Regions from separate parts of the Homo sapiens genome. Here region 2 is linked to region 1. Evidence: read pairs that join two places in POLR2A ChIA-PET (ENCODE). Cell type or tissue: B cell. All regions are shown on one strand.

The links. Peaks named below come from ENCODE experiments on the same cell type or tissue, not always from the same donor. Only the 100,000 strongest peaks of a DNase experiment are listed, where the experiment ranks them.
Region 2: POLR2A ChIA-PET joins it to region 1 with 5 read pairs; 3 of 35 experiments call an interaction of 5 or more read pairs at or near these places.

Annotation. Positions count from the first base shown.
Region 1 is chr1:51,773,892-51,781,891 of GRCh38, forward strand. It overlaps OSBPL9 (oxysterol binding protein like 9), which reads left to right. Exons shown (of 24, transcript NM_024586.6): 15 at 2,942-3,027; 16 at 7,273-7,444. Among named protein-coding and RNA genes, the nearest start is that of MIR761, 59 kb to the right of the region's middle. In B cell, no CTCF peak of the experiment used is centred here; no DNase peak of the experiment used is centred here; H3K27ac peaks cover 1,012 bases.
Region 2 is chr1:51,831,933-51,839,932 of GRCh38, forward strand. NRDC (nardilysin convertase) reads right to left here. Exons shown (of 31, transcript NM_001101662.2): 3 at 4,199-4,280; 4 at 2,085-2,238. MIR761 (microRNA 761) reads right to left here and starts at 4,470; the gene lies at 4,412-4,470. In B cell, no CTCF peak of the experiment used is centred here; no DNase peak of the experiment used is centred here.

The sequences.
Region 1 (8,000 bases):
GTTTGTCCCCGGAATTGCTTCAGTAATCATTAGATTGTACAGCTGCTGGCGTTGTTGTTGTTGTTGTTGTTGTTGTTGTTGTTGTTGTTAGGAAGGACGTTGTTTTCCAGGAGTGGCTCATTAGGCTTCCTGTTGAATCTCATTGGCCAGTATCAGGCATATGCTCGTGCCTAAACCTGCCACTGGCAAGGGGGAGGCTAAATGATTGGTTTAAATGAATCCACATTCACCCCTTGAGACGTGGAAGAGAAGGCCATGGCAGCCCACAGCTGAACCTGAACTGAATCAGAGTTCTTGGGGGTGAAGCATGGATGGGGAGAGGCAACCAGATGTATTTGCCACAATCAAGTTTGTAATTCTTGCCTCACATAATTTTCTCTGCCAAATAAACCATATTTGAGTCCATAGCTGCTAAAAGCTTGTTATATTATAAATGATATTATCATAATTATTTTTTACTGAATGTGTTTAAAATAAGTCATTTTTGAAATTTTTATTGGCACAAATGGCTGTGATTGCCAACAGATTCTGAAATCTTGGTTCCTTTTATGCATTCCAAAGTATTGTTACAATAATGCCTTAAATTTGTGTCTTTTATAAGAATGTTTTCTCACTTCAGATACTTTCCAAAAAGAGTTTGTTTTCCAAATACTTTGTAGTTTTTAAAAATACTACACAGTCACATCCCATTTAACCTCACTCAGTCTTTAAAATAAAAGAACCCTAACATATAAGCAGGGCATGTAATTATCTTCCTTTTCAGGTACTTAGAGAAATTGAGTTAATTTTTCAGGGCCTCCTCACAGCTAAGAAGAGGCTAAACAAGCTCTTGAACCCAGGTTGAAGACAGCTAAACCCAGCTCTCTTCATCACTGTTACAGCAGTTTGACTTAATAGCATGTATCAGTATAGCACTACAAACATTGAAGAAAATCTGTTAAATAAGAGTTCTCAGAAAAATCCTAAGTAGAAGAAAAAAATATTTATTTTTTTTAAATTACGTGTGAAATTAAACTTTTTAAAAATGTTTTTTGGCTGTTCAGTTCCTTTGTCCATTTATCTACTGGAGTAGTGATCTTCATCTTGAGTTGTAAGAGCTGTTTATACATTAAAGGTATTTATCCATGTTTTCTTCTTCAGCATTTTTACTCGGTGGTTTATAATTCTGCGTTATCTAAAGTGGTAAGAAGTTGTACCAAGGCAGTATATAAGCTTCCCTGCTAATCTAACCCTATTTGGATTATGAATTTACATGTTCTGTGGAAGAAAAATGTTTACCTAAAATTTAAATGCTGAGAGTCTGATAATAGAGATTCTAAGTGTTACAGTCTTAGTGTCCCTTTCCAAGCTTGTGTTCATCAGCCCACTTTATATTTTCATTATATGTCCAGCCACACTGGTTCACTGATTAATCCCTGTCACACCCCTCTTCCTATCCTTTCCTTGTCTTTTTTTTTTTCTCCCGTCTCCATGTCTTGTTCTTTTATCACAGCCTTACTCTTCTTTAAGGCTTTTCTCTAGTGCCACCTCAATAAATTGTTTCCCAGCTCTGCCCTCATTCTGTTCCCCCAAACAGAGCATGATCTTTCCTTGAACTGAACTTCCAGGGTGCTTAGAGCATTCTTGTATGATGTTTGTCACATTCCACCTACAATTTAAATGCTCTTGTTATTCTCTCATACTTACCTTTGTCTCCACCATAGCTTGCTTGCATTTATTTATTTATTTATTTATTTAGAGATGGGGTCTTGCTCTGTCACCCAGGCTGGAGTATAGTGGTGCAATCTTGGCTCACGGCAACCTCTGCCTCCTGGGTTCAAGTGATTCTCCTGCCTCAGCCTCTCGAGTAGCTGGGACTACGGGTGTGCGCCACCACACTCAGGTAATTTTTGTATTTTTAGTAGAGACGGGGTTTCACTGTGTTGGCCAGGCTGGTCTCGAACTCCTGACCTCGGGTGATCCACCCACCTCAGCCTCCCAAAGTGCTGGGATTATAGGCACAAGCCAGTATGCCCAGCCTCCACCACAGCTTTTAACACAGGACCTTGAATATAGTGGATATGTAGTTATTACTAAATGTTAAGAAATTTTTGCTTACTCTGGGGTGTTCTACTTCGTAATGAATAATTGATAATCTGATACTCATTTCAAAAACTCTTCTCCCATTCCCATTCTCTAATGAAATTCTTCTCTTTTTTTCATTGGTTAATCATCTTTCTCATGTCTTCCCGTATTCCAGTTTGTTGGTTCCCAGTCTGTATTCTTTTCTTCTTTTTGTTTATTCCTTTAATTGCTCATTTAAAAGTTTCTTACTGTGTAAATAGTAGTGAGAGCGCGAGTGTGAATAAAACTTAATTCTTGGATTGTAGGTGCTCATCATGTATTTCCTATACACTTGTCTAATGATGATAGAGCAACAGCAGTAGAAAGTGCACACACGCCCCAAACTCAGATCCAGTTTGAATTCCACATTAATAATGGGACAATTAATAGTGGGACGCTGAGCTTCATATTTCTTCACTGTAATAATTTCTTCATCATAGGGCTATTGTAATATAATATGTATGTAATATACAAATAATAAAATAATGTATATGTAATGTCCAGCAGATAGGAGGCATCAAAGGATTCCTCTGAGTGAGTTTGTTGAGTAGTTTGTTGTTGTTACTATACTTAGGGAGAAAAAGGAAGTTTCACAGAGGAAGTGACATTTGAACATTCAAAAGTCTTTCTCTGTTTTTGATCTGCTAGGCAGGTTAATGGTCATTTCTGAATCTGACAGGTTGAGAATTAGTTTTTGGAGCATGCCTGGGCAATATGTGGTGGATGTTACCATGATTTGAATGAGGTGGTGTTTTGTTTTGTTTTCTTTTTTTTTTTTTTAGTCTGTTTATCTGAAGAGAAATTTGATCTTCAAGGGTCAAATGTGTATGTTTTTCAGGTAGTTCTTCCAACGTTTATTCTTGAAAGAAGATCTCTTTTAGAAATGTATGCAGACTTTTTTGCACATCCGGACCTGTTTGTGAGGTATTTGACTGAACATGGTAGTTTCCAACGTTTACAGATGTTACTCAGCAGCTTTCTGCCTTTTATTTTGCAGGATAGATGGATTCCTTGTCACCTTTCAAACATTTCTGGGTATTCTGTGGTATTGAATAATGTGTTTACACTGGTTGCCTGTTTGCTTAAAGTTATATGGTGGCGATGTTAGGCAACCAAGTTTAACACTTTAAAAAATTCTCAAGAGCCCGTTAATAGGTAGCCAATATTCACAAGGCCAATGGTATAAGTTTATTTAATCCAGGCACTGGCAATCACTGTCAAATTATTTGTACTATATCCTAATGAAGCTTAATTTTCTGAGTTCAGCAAACCTTTCCAAAGCACCTGTTGTTTGCTAGGCACTTTCTTACAAGTTGGAGAAAGGAAAAGTCATGTCTGCCCTTGAGCTTACAATATAGTATCCAAATTATAGATGATTTATAAATTTTAAATATAAAGCTTGCAATATTATATATGTGTATATGTATGAGATAGAAGTAATGTAAAGGTGAAATTGATTTACAAGGAGGTGAGTTCACATTGCCTTTCGCTGGTAGCAGGAAATTTTTTTGTAATGGGGAATGTTGTTAGTTCGTCTTCTCTGCATTCCTTAGTCTCAGACTGTGGTTTACTGAAGCTAGATACATATCACTGAAGTTTCTTGCTGGGTGGATACATTGGCTGACATTGATAAATATATATTTTTTTTTTCTTGATGAAGATTTAAAAGAATAACCAATTCCCCAAAGGCAGAAATTTAAATAAATATGGCAGTGTTTAAATTAACAGATAATTTAAGAAGTAAAATTTAAGCATTTATTAGTAACGTGTAAGCAAAAATGGAACGTACCAGTTGTTCATTGGGTATAGATTTGAGATTTAAGGGTAGTTTTTATGTGTGAGAATTTAAACTTTGAGGCCCCCAGAACTATTTACAGGCCAGTTGCAGTGGCTCATGCCTGTAATCCCAGCACTTTGGGAGGCCAAAGTAGAAGGATTGCTTGAAGCCAGGAGTTTGAGACCAGCCAGGGCAACACAGCACAACCCTGTCCCTACAAAAAAAAATTTTTAATAATAAGCCAGGCTTGGTGGTGTGCACCTGTAGTTCCAGCTACTTGGGAGGCTAAGGCAGGAGGGTCATGCAGTCCCAGCAATTTGAGGCTGGGACTGTGAGCTATAATCACACCACTGCAGCTTGGGTGACAGAGCAAGACCCTGTCTTAAAAAAAATAAAAGTACAGTTCAAAAGCCAGTAGATAAGATTAAACGGAATCATACAAATACTCCATTAATTCTAAGAAAGGAGAAAAGGAGAAATAATGGCATGAACAAGGAACAAAGGGGGCATGTAGAAAACCTATTAAAATGGTAGAGTTAATCCCAACTATATCAACAGTTACCACTCCATTTAATGTCAGACTGGATTAAAAAAGCAGGATTTATCTATATGATATTTTCAAGAGAGAAACTTTAAAGACACTGGTTAAAAGTAAAAGGATGGAAAATGAGATACTATGCAAAACACTAAACATAGCAAAAACTGGTGTATCTGTATAAGTATCAAAGGAGACTTTTAAGACAAGAAATATTATTAGAGACAAATAGGAATATTTTGTAATGATAAAAGCATCTATTTATCAAGAATAAATAATACTCCTAAATATGTATGTACCTAATAACACAGCTTCAAAATACATGCAGCAACAAAAATTGACTAAAAAGAGAAATAGCCAAGTCCACAAATTCATCCGTCAGGGTCTCATGAAGCAAGTAGCCTCTGCCTTCACCACCTCCCCGCCCCCCCAAAAAATCAGGAAGGCTATAGAAGATTTAAACAGCATATCAAATCAACTTGACCCAGTTGGCCTTTCTAAACACTACCCAACAATTGTATAACACAGAGTCTTTTCCAGGTGCATGTGAAATGTTTATCAAGATAGAACATATATAGGGAAGTCTTAATAAATTTAAAATAATTGGAATCATACAGGGTGTATATTCTACACCCATGAATTAAATTAGTAATTGATAACATACAGAAAATCTCCAATTATTTGGCAATTAAGCAATGCACTTACATGGACTTAATCTATGATACTAGAAACCAGAAGCAGTGTTTGCCTCAGAGTAAGTAAGATGTGGCGATTGTTTGGAAAGGGAGATATGGAAACTTTCTGGATTAATGGAAATATTCTGTTTTTTGATTAAGTGACGATTAATTAAATAGATATATACGTTTGTCAAATCCTCAAGCAAAACACTAAGACCCAGGCACATAGACCAATGGAACAGAATAGAGAACCCAGAAATAAAGCCAAATACAGCCAACTGATCTTTGACAAAGCAAACAAAAACATAAAGTGGGAAAAGGACACCCTTCTCAACAAATGGTGCTGGGATAACTAGCAAGCCACATGTAGAAGAATGAAATTGGATCCACATCACTCACCTTATACAAAAATCAACTCAACATATATCAGAGACTTAAATCTAAGACCTAAAATCATAAAAATTCTAGAAGATAACATTGGAAAAACTTCTGGACATTGGCCTAGGCAAAGACTTTATGACCAATAATCCAAAAGTGAATGCAACAAAGATAAATAGATGGAACTTAGTCAAATTAAAAAGTTTCTGCACAGCAAAAGAAATAACAGAGTAAACAGACAACCCAGAGAGTAGGAGAAAATATTCGCAAACTATGCATCTGGCAAAGGACTAATATCCAGAATCTACAAGGAACTCAAACAGATCAGGAAGAAAAAAAAACAAAAACAAAAACAAATAATCCCATCAAAAAGTGGGCTAAGGACATGAATAGACAATTATCAAAAGAAGATAATGATAATAAAATAAATGGTTGGCCGGGCGCGGTGGCTCACACCTGTAATCCCAGCATTTTGGGAGGCCAAGGCAGGTGGATCACGAGGTCAGGAGAGTGAGACCATCCTGGCTAACACAGTGAAACCCCGTCTCTACTAAAAATACAAAAAAATTAGCTGGGCGTGGTGGCAGGTGCCTGTAGTCCCAGCTACTGGGGAGGCTGAGGCAGGAGAATGGCGTGAACCCGGCAGGTGGAGCTTGCAGTGAGCCAAGATCGCGCCACTGCACTCCAGCCTGGACAACAGAGCGAGACTCCATCTCAAAAAGAAAAAAAAAAAAAAGGCCAACAAACATGAAAAAATGCTCAACATCACTAATTATCAGGGAAATGCAAATCAAAACCACAATGCAATAATACCACCTTACTCCTGCAAGAATGGCCATATTAAAAAAAAAAAAAATAGATGTTGATGTGGATATGGTGGAAAGGGAACACTTTTACACTGCTGGTGGGAATGTAAACTAGTACAACCACTATGGAAAACAGAATAGAGATGCCGTAAAGAACTGAAAGTAGATCCACCATTTGATTCAGCAGTCCCACTCCTGGGTATTTACTCAGAGGAAAAGAAGTCATTATATGAAAAAGACACATGCACACACATGTTTATAGCAGCACAATTTGCAATTGCAAAAATGGAACTAGCCCAAATGCCCATCAATCAACAAGCAAATAAAGAAAACGTGGCATATATATACTGTGGAATGCTACTCAGCCATAAAAAGGAACGAAATAATGGCATTCACAGCAATCTAGATGGAGTTGGAAACCATTATGCTAAATGAAGAGACTCAGGAATGAAAAACCAAGCTGGTGGCAAGCACCTGTAATCCCAGCTACTCGGGAGGCTGAGGCAGAGAATTGCTTGAACCTGGGAGGTGAGGTTACAGTGAGCCGAGATCACGCCACTGCACTCCAGCCTGGGTGACAGAGCGAGACTCCGTCTCAAAAAGAAAGAATGATACAGTGGACTTTGGGGCTTCAAGGGGAAGGGTGGGAGGGGTGTGAAGGATAAAAGACTACACATTGGATATAGTGTACACTGCTTGGGTGATGGGTGCACCAAAATCTCAGAAATCACCACTGAAGAAGTTATCCATGTAACCAAACACACCACCTGTTCCCCAAAAACCTGTTGAAATTAAAAAAAAAAGAAAAAACCACTAAGACCAATGCATTTAATTATATATATTATACTCAATTTTAAAATGAAACTGTAAGCTAACTCCTGGTCCTAGGTCCTCAGTCCTCTCAGCCTGACTTAGGTGGACCATGCTGGGGGTTGTTGCATCATCTTGTCTTGTACCAGAAAGCAGGACATTAAATTTTGTCTTTCTCCCTTGCAGCATTAGTGACCAGAAGGATCCCAAGGATCGAATGGTTCAGGTTGTGAAATGGTACCTCTCAGCCTTTCATGCGGGAAGGAAAGGATCAGTTGCCAAAAAGCCATACAATCCCATTTTGGGCGAGATTTTTCAGTGTCATTGGACATTACCAAATGATACTGAAGAGAACACAGTGAGTTCTGCATTGACATTTTTAAATTATCTTAATTGTATACTGATTCAAGATTTTATTTAGGGGCAAATAATAATGATGAAAGCAATGATCAAAAGATGGTCACCACCCATAGAAGAAATTGTTGTTAGAGCAGCATAGTTTGAATGTAGTGAGAAGGAGGAAAAAGAGTAGGATGAGATGAGGATGGGGATGTAGAAATCAGATCTTGCAAGGTCTTGTAGACCATAATATAATTTTATGGCTTTTCAGGATCTCATTTTTGTTTTGAGAAGATCAATAGAATGATTTTGTGAAAAATAAATTGAGAAGGGGCAAATATAGAAGCATGAAGACCATTGTGGAGGTTTTGACATTATTCCAAGAGAGACATGGTGATTCAAGCTTTATTTTGGAGGTAGAACTGATTGATGGATTGGGGGAGGTAAGGGAAAGGAGACATCAGAGATGAATCCTTGCATGTGGATGTAAGCAGTGGCAGTGTCATTTACTGATAAGGAAAAGATTGGATTTGGGGAGGGAAAAATCAAAAGCTAATATAAAATATAAAGTTTTA
Region 2 (8,000 bases), 58 kb after region 1:
AAAATAAATAAATAGTGGCATATGCTTCCAATTTATAGGAATATGTCCAAAGGATTTTTCCAGATCAAATTAATCTCTTAAGAAAAGAGATAATTTCTTTTTATTTTATCTTTTTTATTTTATTTTGTTTTTGAGACAGAGTCCCACTCTGTCACTCAGGCTGGAGTGCTATGGCATGATCTCAGCTCACTGCAACCTCCGCCTCCTAGGTTCAAGCAATTCTCCTGTCTCAGCCTCCCAAGTAGCTGAAATTACACGCACATGCTACCAAGCCCAGCTAATTTTTGTGTTTTTAGTAGAGACAGGGTTTCACCGTGTTGGCCAGGCTGGTCTCGAACTCCTGGCCTCAAGTTATCCGCCCACCTCGGCCCCCCAAAGTGTTGGGATTACAGGTGTGAGCCACCACACCAGGCCAATTTTTAAAAAAAATATTAGATCTCTATCATGTTTAAAAAAAATTTTTTTTGGTCATTTATCTTTTGATTTTATGGTAATTTTTGCTATAAAGGAACTGCATTAATTCATTTAACAAATCTGAGTATCTACCAAATTATTGATTTGCAGATGTATCAACAAAAAATAGATAAAAATTCCTGCTCTGAAGGAGCTTACATTATACTAGACAAACGTGAGGTTTCTTTTTTCTTTTACATTTCAATCTTGCATATATCTAGAATTAGGTATAACTTTTTTCTACTTTTCTACTTTTTTCCGGGGTAGACTTTGGTCTGCAACCCTGTAATCTCAAACTTCTACTATTGTACTGACAAACTTTCTGGAAAACAATTTTGCAATGAATTTCAAAAGCTTAAAGAAAAAAAAAGTCTTAAAAATATATTTGCAAATATACTCAGCAATTTCACTGCTTAGAACTTAATAGAAATAATTAAGGATATTCACAGAGATCAGGATAATCATCACAGTATTAGAAAACTGGAAACAACTCAACTGTCCAATCATATGTAACTGATTAAACACCTTATGGTACTTCTATACAATGTAAATAACATACAATCACTAAAAATCATGTTTTATAAATTATGTAAGTTAAAATGATATATCTTGCTTAAAATTAACAATTATAAAAGGGTATGAACAATATGATCGGTATACTTTAAAAAATATAGATGGGTCTATACCAAAACATTAATGGTGGTTATCTCTAGATTATAAAGTTGGAGGCAATCTTATCCCTTTTTTGCTTCTCTGTTTCTCCATATTTTCTACTAAATTCTGTTTTTTAAGTGGCTGGGCAAAGTGGCTCACACCTATAATCCCAGCACTTTGAGAGGCTGAGGCAGGAGGATCACTTGAGGCCAGGAGTTTGAAACCAGCCTGGGCAATACAGAGAGACTCCCAATTCTACAAAAAAATTTAAAAATTAGCTGGGAGCGGTGGCACATTCAGCCTGGGAGGCTGAGGTTGCACTGAGCCATGCATTCATGCAATTGATGGCCAATTGCACCACAGCACTCCAGCCTAGGCACCATGGCAAGACCATATCTCTTAAAAAAAAAAAAAAAAAGTCATAATGAGTCAACAGAGAATACATAATTAATAAAATTAATAAAACCCAAAAGGTGTTGACTTTTATTTTAATCTTTAATACAAAGACTATATATAATAGAACAAGAGTCAAAGTGTATTTAACAGTTTAACAGCTTTTTTCTCCAAATAAAGTTTTGTTTGAGACAGGGTCTCAAACAAACTCTGTCACCCAGGCTGGAGTGCAGTGGTGTGACTGTAGCTCACTACAGCCTCGAATTCCTGGACCCAAGCAATCCTTCCACCTCAGCCTCCTGAGTGCCAAGGACTACAGGCACTCACCATCATGCTTGGCTAATTTTTTATTTACTTATTTTTGTAGAGACAGGTTCTTACTATTTTGCCCAAGCTGGTCTCAAACTCCTGGCTTTAAGCGAGCCTTCTACCTCAGCCTCCCAAAGTACTTGAGTTACAGGCATGAGTCACCATGACTGGTCCAAGTAAAGTATTGTGACAATTCTACTGTACAAGAACACTCTATTTACATTTGCAAAGTGCCATTAGATCATTAAAATTAAAGTATATTTAGAGTTAGTTACCTATCAAGAGCTTCCTTGAAGTACTTCCTCTGGACATCAAACTGAAAGACAGTGCGTTCACAATCAGTTGAGGCATTATCACTACCCCCATGCTTCTTCAGGAAGGCATCAAATCCATTCTCATCTGGATATTTCAAACTACCCATGAATACCACTAAATGGAAAGAACACAAAGTCACACAACACAAAGATATAGAAAATATTTTTATCACACATGAACTTTCTTATATGCATAGAAAAACTGAAAGAAAATAGACCAACACATCAAATGGTTATGTCTGAATTCTTTTTTTTTTCTTTGAGACAGAGTCTCACTCTGTTGCCCAGGATGGAGCACAGTGGTGCAATCTTGGCTCACTGCAAACTCTGCCTCCTGGGTTCAAGTGATTCTTGAACCTCCTGGGTTCAAGTGTCTCAGCCTCCCAAGTAGCTGGATTACAGGCACTTGCCACCATGCCTGGCTAATTTTTTGTATTTTTAGTAGAGATGGGGTTTCACCAGGTTGCCCAGGCTGGTCTCCAACTCCTGACCTCAAGTGATCTGCCCACCTCGGCCTCCCAAAGTGCTGGGATTACAGGCGTGAGCCACCACACCTGACCCTAAATAATACTTTCTTCATTACATTTGATTTTGTAACTTTCTATTATGCTCATGTTACTTTTATACTAAAAAAAAAAAATTTCATCTTTAAAGAAAGATAAGACGAACATATAACTTATAAAGAGATCACAAATATATTTAAGTCTAAATAGATTAAAATTCACCTTTTATTAATTAGATTAAAATTCAAACAAATTCACAAACATATATGCAGATTAACTGCTACTGCTGTTACAACTTAATCTCTTCAATTAAATTTAAGGAGATTAAAATTTAAGCACAAACATATGCAGATTAATGGCTACTATAAAAATTCACAAAGTAAGAAGTATACCCTCAAATACTTTAGAAAACCAGACCATTAAAAAAAGAGTAATTTAAAATAAATATTTGTAAAATAAAAATAAATATTTGTAACTATATAACATCCACATAGAGTTTTTTTGTTTGTTTGTTTGTTTTTGAGCTGGAGTCTCGCTCCGTCACCCAGGTTGGAGTGCAATGGCGTGATCTCGGCTCACTGCAACCTCCGCCTCTTGGATTCAAGTGATTCTCCTGCCTCAGCCTCCAGAGCAGCTGGAACTCTAGGTGTGCGCCACCATGCCCGGCTAATTTTTGTGTTTTTGTAGAGATGGAGTTTCACCATGTTGGCCAGGCTGGTCTCGAACTCCTGACCTCAGGTGATCCACCTGCCTTGGCTTCCCAAAGTGCTGGGATTACAGGAGTGAGCCACCGCGCCCGGCCCCGTGTAAGTTTTATTTAGGTACATTCCAAATTAAATGAAAAGCTTCTATTGTTTTGTTTTTATATTAATCATGCCTTTTGAATTTCTAGGTTTTTTTTGTTTCTTGTTTTTTTTTTTTTTTTTTTGAGACAGTCTTGCTCTATCACCCAAGCTGGAGTACAGTGGCACAGCCTCAGCTCACTGCAACCTCTACCTCCCAGGTTCAAATGATTCTCTTGCCTCAGATTCCCAAGTAGCTGGGACTACAGGTGTATGCCACCACGCCCAACTAATTTTTGTATTTTTAGTAGAGATGGGGTTTCACCATGTTGGCCAGGCTGGTCTCGAACTCCTGACTTCAAGTGATCCACCCACCTCAGCCTCCCAGAGTGCTGGGATTACAGGCGTGAGCCACCTCACCCAGGGAATTCCTGTATTTCTGATGTTTGGCTGGGGGCCTTGCTAACCCTGGAAGGGACTGCCCTCCCCAGGACTGGTCATTTCCTAGAAAATGGCAATCATCTCCTGATCCGTTGGCCTTAACATAGCTCAACAATAGTGACATCTACAGTTTAAAAGTTTTCTGTGTGGTTTCATTCTAACTCTCAATATAAGTACACTCAGATTGTTTCCCCCACGATATTCATAAATCAAGGATTTTTTCTTAGCCTTTTCTCTTGCTAAATATATCATACTTCTGTCAAATCACTTGCTAATCTTTGATATCAATTCATATAAGTTTGGAGGGGGGAAAAAAACACACCAGGAATGATATTTTACAAATTCTTACTGTGCTCCAAAAAGTGTGCCAGCCCCGGCAGGTCATCTGGATCAGCGAAACTCCCAACTCCAACACAAAGAGCCGCTGCAGACTGGAGTAATTAGAACACATACAAATAGTTGAGTCAACCCTAAAGGAATAATATTCGCATCTTATCTTAAGGATTCATTTGGAGATGGATGTTTTCCAATAGGAGTAACAAAATTCTTTCCCTGAGAATCAGGAGGAGCAGCAAAGTGAAACTCACCAGAACTGTGTCAGTTTCACCCTGCTGCTCCTCCGCTTGCCATCCTGCCAAATGCTGAACAGGTGCAGACCTAAGGAAAAAAAGCAGAAACAGACAGAAAAAAAGGGAAGAGGGACTGGACAGCCCACCCAAATATCATTTCATGTCAGCATTTCATAATTCTGAACCAAGTTTTTTCCCTGAATTACTAGATTTTGGAAATCTGCGGAAGTAACATATCTAGATAGATATCTCTGAAGATCTCTAAGCAATTAAAAGCTTTGTGTTGAGTGACTCAGTTACTAGATGTGAAACCTGTCAACATGTAACTTAGAAAATTTTGTTAAGATAGAATAAGATAACATTTTAGGAAAACATCTAACAAAAATAGTAAGTGATAAAAAAAGATAAAATCGGTAGCTATTAAAAAGTATAACTAAATTTTAAAGAGGCTTTTTAGTTCTTCACTTCTAATTGAAGATATACAGCATATATTACTTATCAGTATATATTCTCCCAATACTTTGGGAAAATCAGAGTTTTTAACAAAATTGATGGCCAAGAGGTACACCAAACTGCACTTAAAATGATTGGGACTTTTTTTTTTTTTTTTTTTTAAGACAGGGGTCTTGCTATGAGGCCCAGGCTGGTCTCAAACTCCTGGACTCAAACAATCCTCCCACCTCAGCCTCTCAAAGTGCTGGGATTATAGGCGTGAGCCACTGCACCCGAACTATTGGGGCATAATTACAGTAAGTTAAAAGACAAAAAAAGGAGAAAAAACGGTCAATTTGAATCCTTGAAGATAGAAAGGCGAATTATTAACTTTCCCAAATTTGTTTTCTTCAAACTTTTGTAAATGTCAATTTTACAGGGCTAACATATTTGGTGAAACAGATTGTTTTAATAAACAGTTACCTCTTAAAAAAGAGCTTTTCAAAAATAGCATGTACCTGGCATAAAGTCTAGCCATGTGTCAGAAAATGAGTGTGTTTTCAGAAGAACCAAACAGCCTCACTTGATACTATAAACCCCATTTTGAAGACTTAGGCACATAAACTCAGTTAAAACATTGGGGAATATCCAGTTCTTCAAACCACAATCTAACCTGTTCTGTGATGTTTTAATAGGTGCCTAACCTGCTTTCAGCTCCAACTACCCCATAAAGATTTCTTGTCTCGACCAGCAGGGTTGAAGACATTTTTGAATAAGTTGACTTAAACCACAGTCTATCAGTCAGCTTTGACCACAGCAAAAACAGGCTCTGCAATTGCTAGAAAAGAAATTCATACTTGAGAATTTTCTACCTAAAAAATTCAGACCTGAGAAATTCATACTTGAGAACTGAATTAAGAAAGCCCTGAACAAATCTTAATTCAATGTATATCATATTCAAATTTCAACCTTGTTAATTTATCAAACTTTTAAAATCAAGAACAACTTCTTTTGGGAGGAGGAAAACGGAGAGGGATAAAAAAGATGCCTCAGAAAAGTAGTTAACTTCTTAATTAGGTAAATGTTATTCAAAAAACGATCAAATATCTTTCTTCTCAATTCCTTTATTAATTCTCACATTTACCTTAAACAAGTTTCACACATTTTTCAAATAAAACTTAGATCATAAAACCACTCTTAAGCCACCTCTTACCAAGGCTAATCTACTTTATTTCCTTTTTTCAGAGAGTTATTCAACAAATATAAACATTTACCACTTACGATCGTGGGATCTTTCCTTTCACTAGTGAACCCATTGCTTCTGAATCAAAACAATTTCTCGTCTTCAAACTACTTAGGTTCCACTGTCCCGGTAGGATAATCCATAAAATTAGCTGTCAATATCTTATAAGGATTATATCACACTGAGTTCTCAGAAAAGAAAGGTAGCATCTAAGCCATTTTAAAAACGATCACTAGACTCTGACCCTGCTGCTAGAAAAGATCAACTTAGAATTTGATCTACCTAAGCAAAATAAAAAGGGGTACCAAAAAGGCTGAACAGACATGTTCATTTGTCAAAGGTGTTCACAATTGCTGTATAAATCTAAAGTATTTTATAATGTCTTGACATTTAAAATGCCTGTCGAGACAATTTTTAACTGTTTTTAAATGCTTTGTCAGTTAATAGGAAATATAAACAAGTCAGATCATGGGAAAAGCTACTTACAGATAGATGGAAAGATATAGAAAAAAAGTATAGATAAGAAGTATTCAGTTAAGAAGTTATAACATGGTCTGGCTTAGAGCTAAAATAGGCCTCAGAATTTTATATTCTTGTTTTAAAACTGAGAAAAAAAAGAAAGAAAATGAAAACACCTAAAATCACGCAGAAAGAAAGGAACAGAGCCAGAAGTAGAACCCAGGTTTCCTGACTGTCAGTGTTCTTTTTTTTTGTGACTTTTATAATTTCTTCCTATTAATGCTCTATTTGGAATTATGAGATCTATTTTAAGTTAAAAGTGAATCTATTAATTTCCAATCTGTTCATAGAGACCTTAGCATACAGACTATCAAGTGACATATATATACCTTTTTTTCCCCCAGTGTTTTGATGTTCATCTCTACAGCCTTCCAAGTTAAAACTATTTAATACTTGGTCTATCATGCTACCCAAAAACAGGATCACTAATAATCTGAGTAGTAAACAGGAAAAAGCTTCTTAAAAATATTACTCAATCCAACAACTTAGTAAAAAACTGGTACAATCTTTCTTTTTAAAAAATAATTTTTTCCAAGAAGAATAACTATTAAATCATATCTACTACTTATACCTCAACTCTTCCCACCTTTAAGGGTGACCACTTTTTTTCTTTTTCTTTTTTTTTTTTTTTTTGAGACAAAGTCTCACTCTGTTGGCCAGGGTGGAGTGCAGTGGTGTAATCAAAGCTCACTGCAACCTTAACCTCCCTGGGCTCAGGTGATCCTCCCATCTTCAGCCTGTCAAGTAGCTGGAACCACAGGCATGTGCCACCACACCCAGCTAATTTTTTTTAATGTTTTAGAGAGACAGGGTTTCACCACATTACCTAGGCTAGTCTCAGAACTCCTGGACTCAAGTGATCTGCCCATCTCGGCCTCTTTGTATGTAGACTGTACCATGTTGAATATATTATCAATATTCAAGAAACTAGCTTTAACTAACTTTTGCTGGTCAATTCCACTGTACTGGCTCCGAAAATTATCCTCTGGGTACTCCCTACTATGAAAATGGAGGTATTCTTCAAAAGATATTAAGAAATTCTCCCTATCAAGACTTATTTATCTATCCACTGATGGTTGTTACATATTAAATAAGCTTAACTGCCCAGTTTCTATTTCAACTCTTCCAAAGTACTTATTTGTCCAGACCTTTGCGTTCCCATATAAAGTGCTAAATCAAACTCAATTATCTAATTATCTATATAGAAGCCACCCATACAATAACTCTTAGAGCCCTAGGCCCATGTAAAGATTTCACACTAGCCCCATTCTTTTCTTCTTCTTTTTCCAGTCTCACCAAGGATAACATACTCTTATTTCTCTAATCCAGGCTAAGAATTCTGCAGCTCCTCATCTACCAGTATTTGTTTTTAAAACATATAATGTATA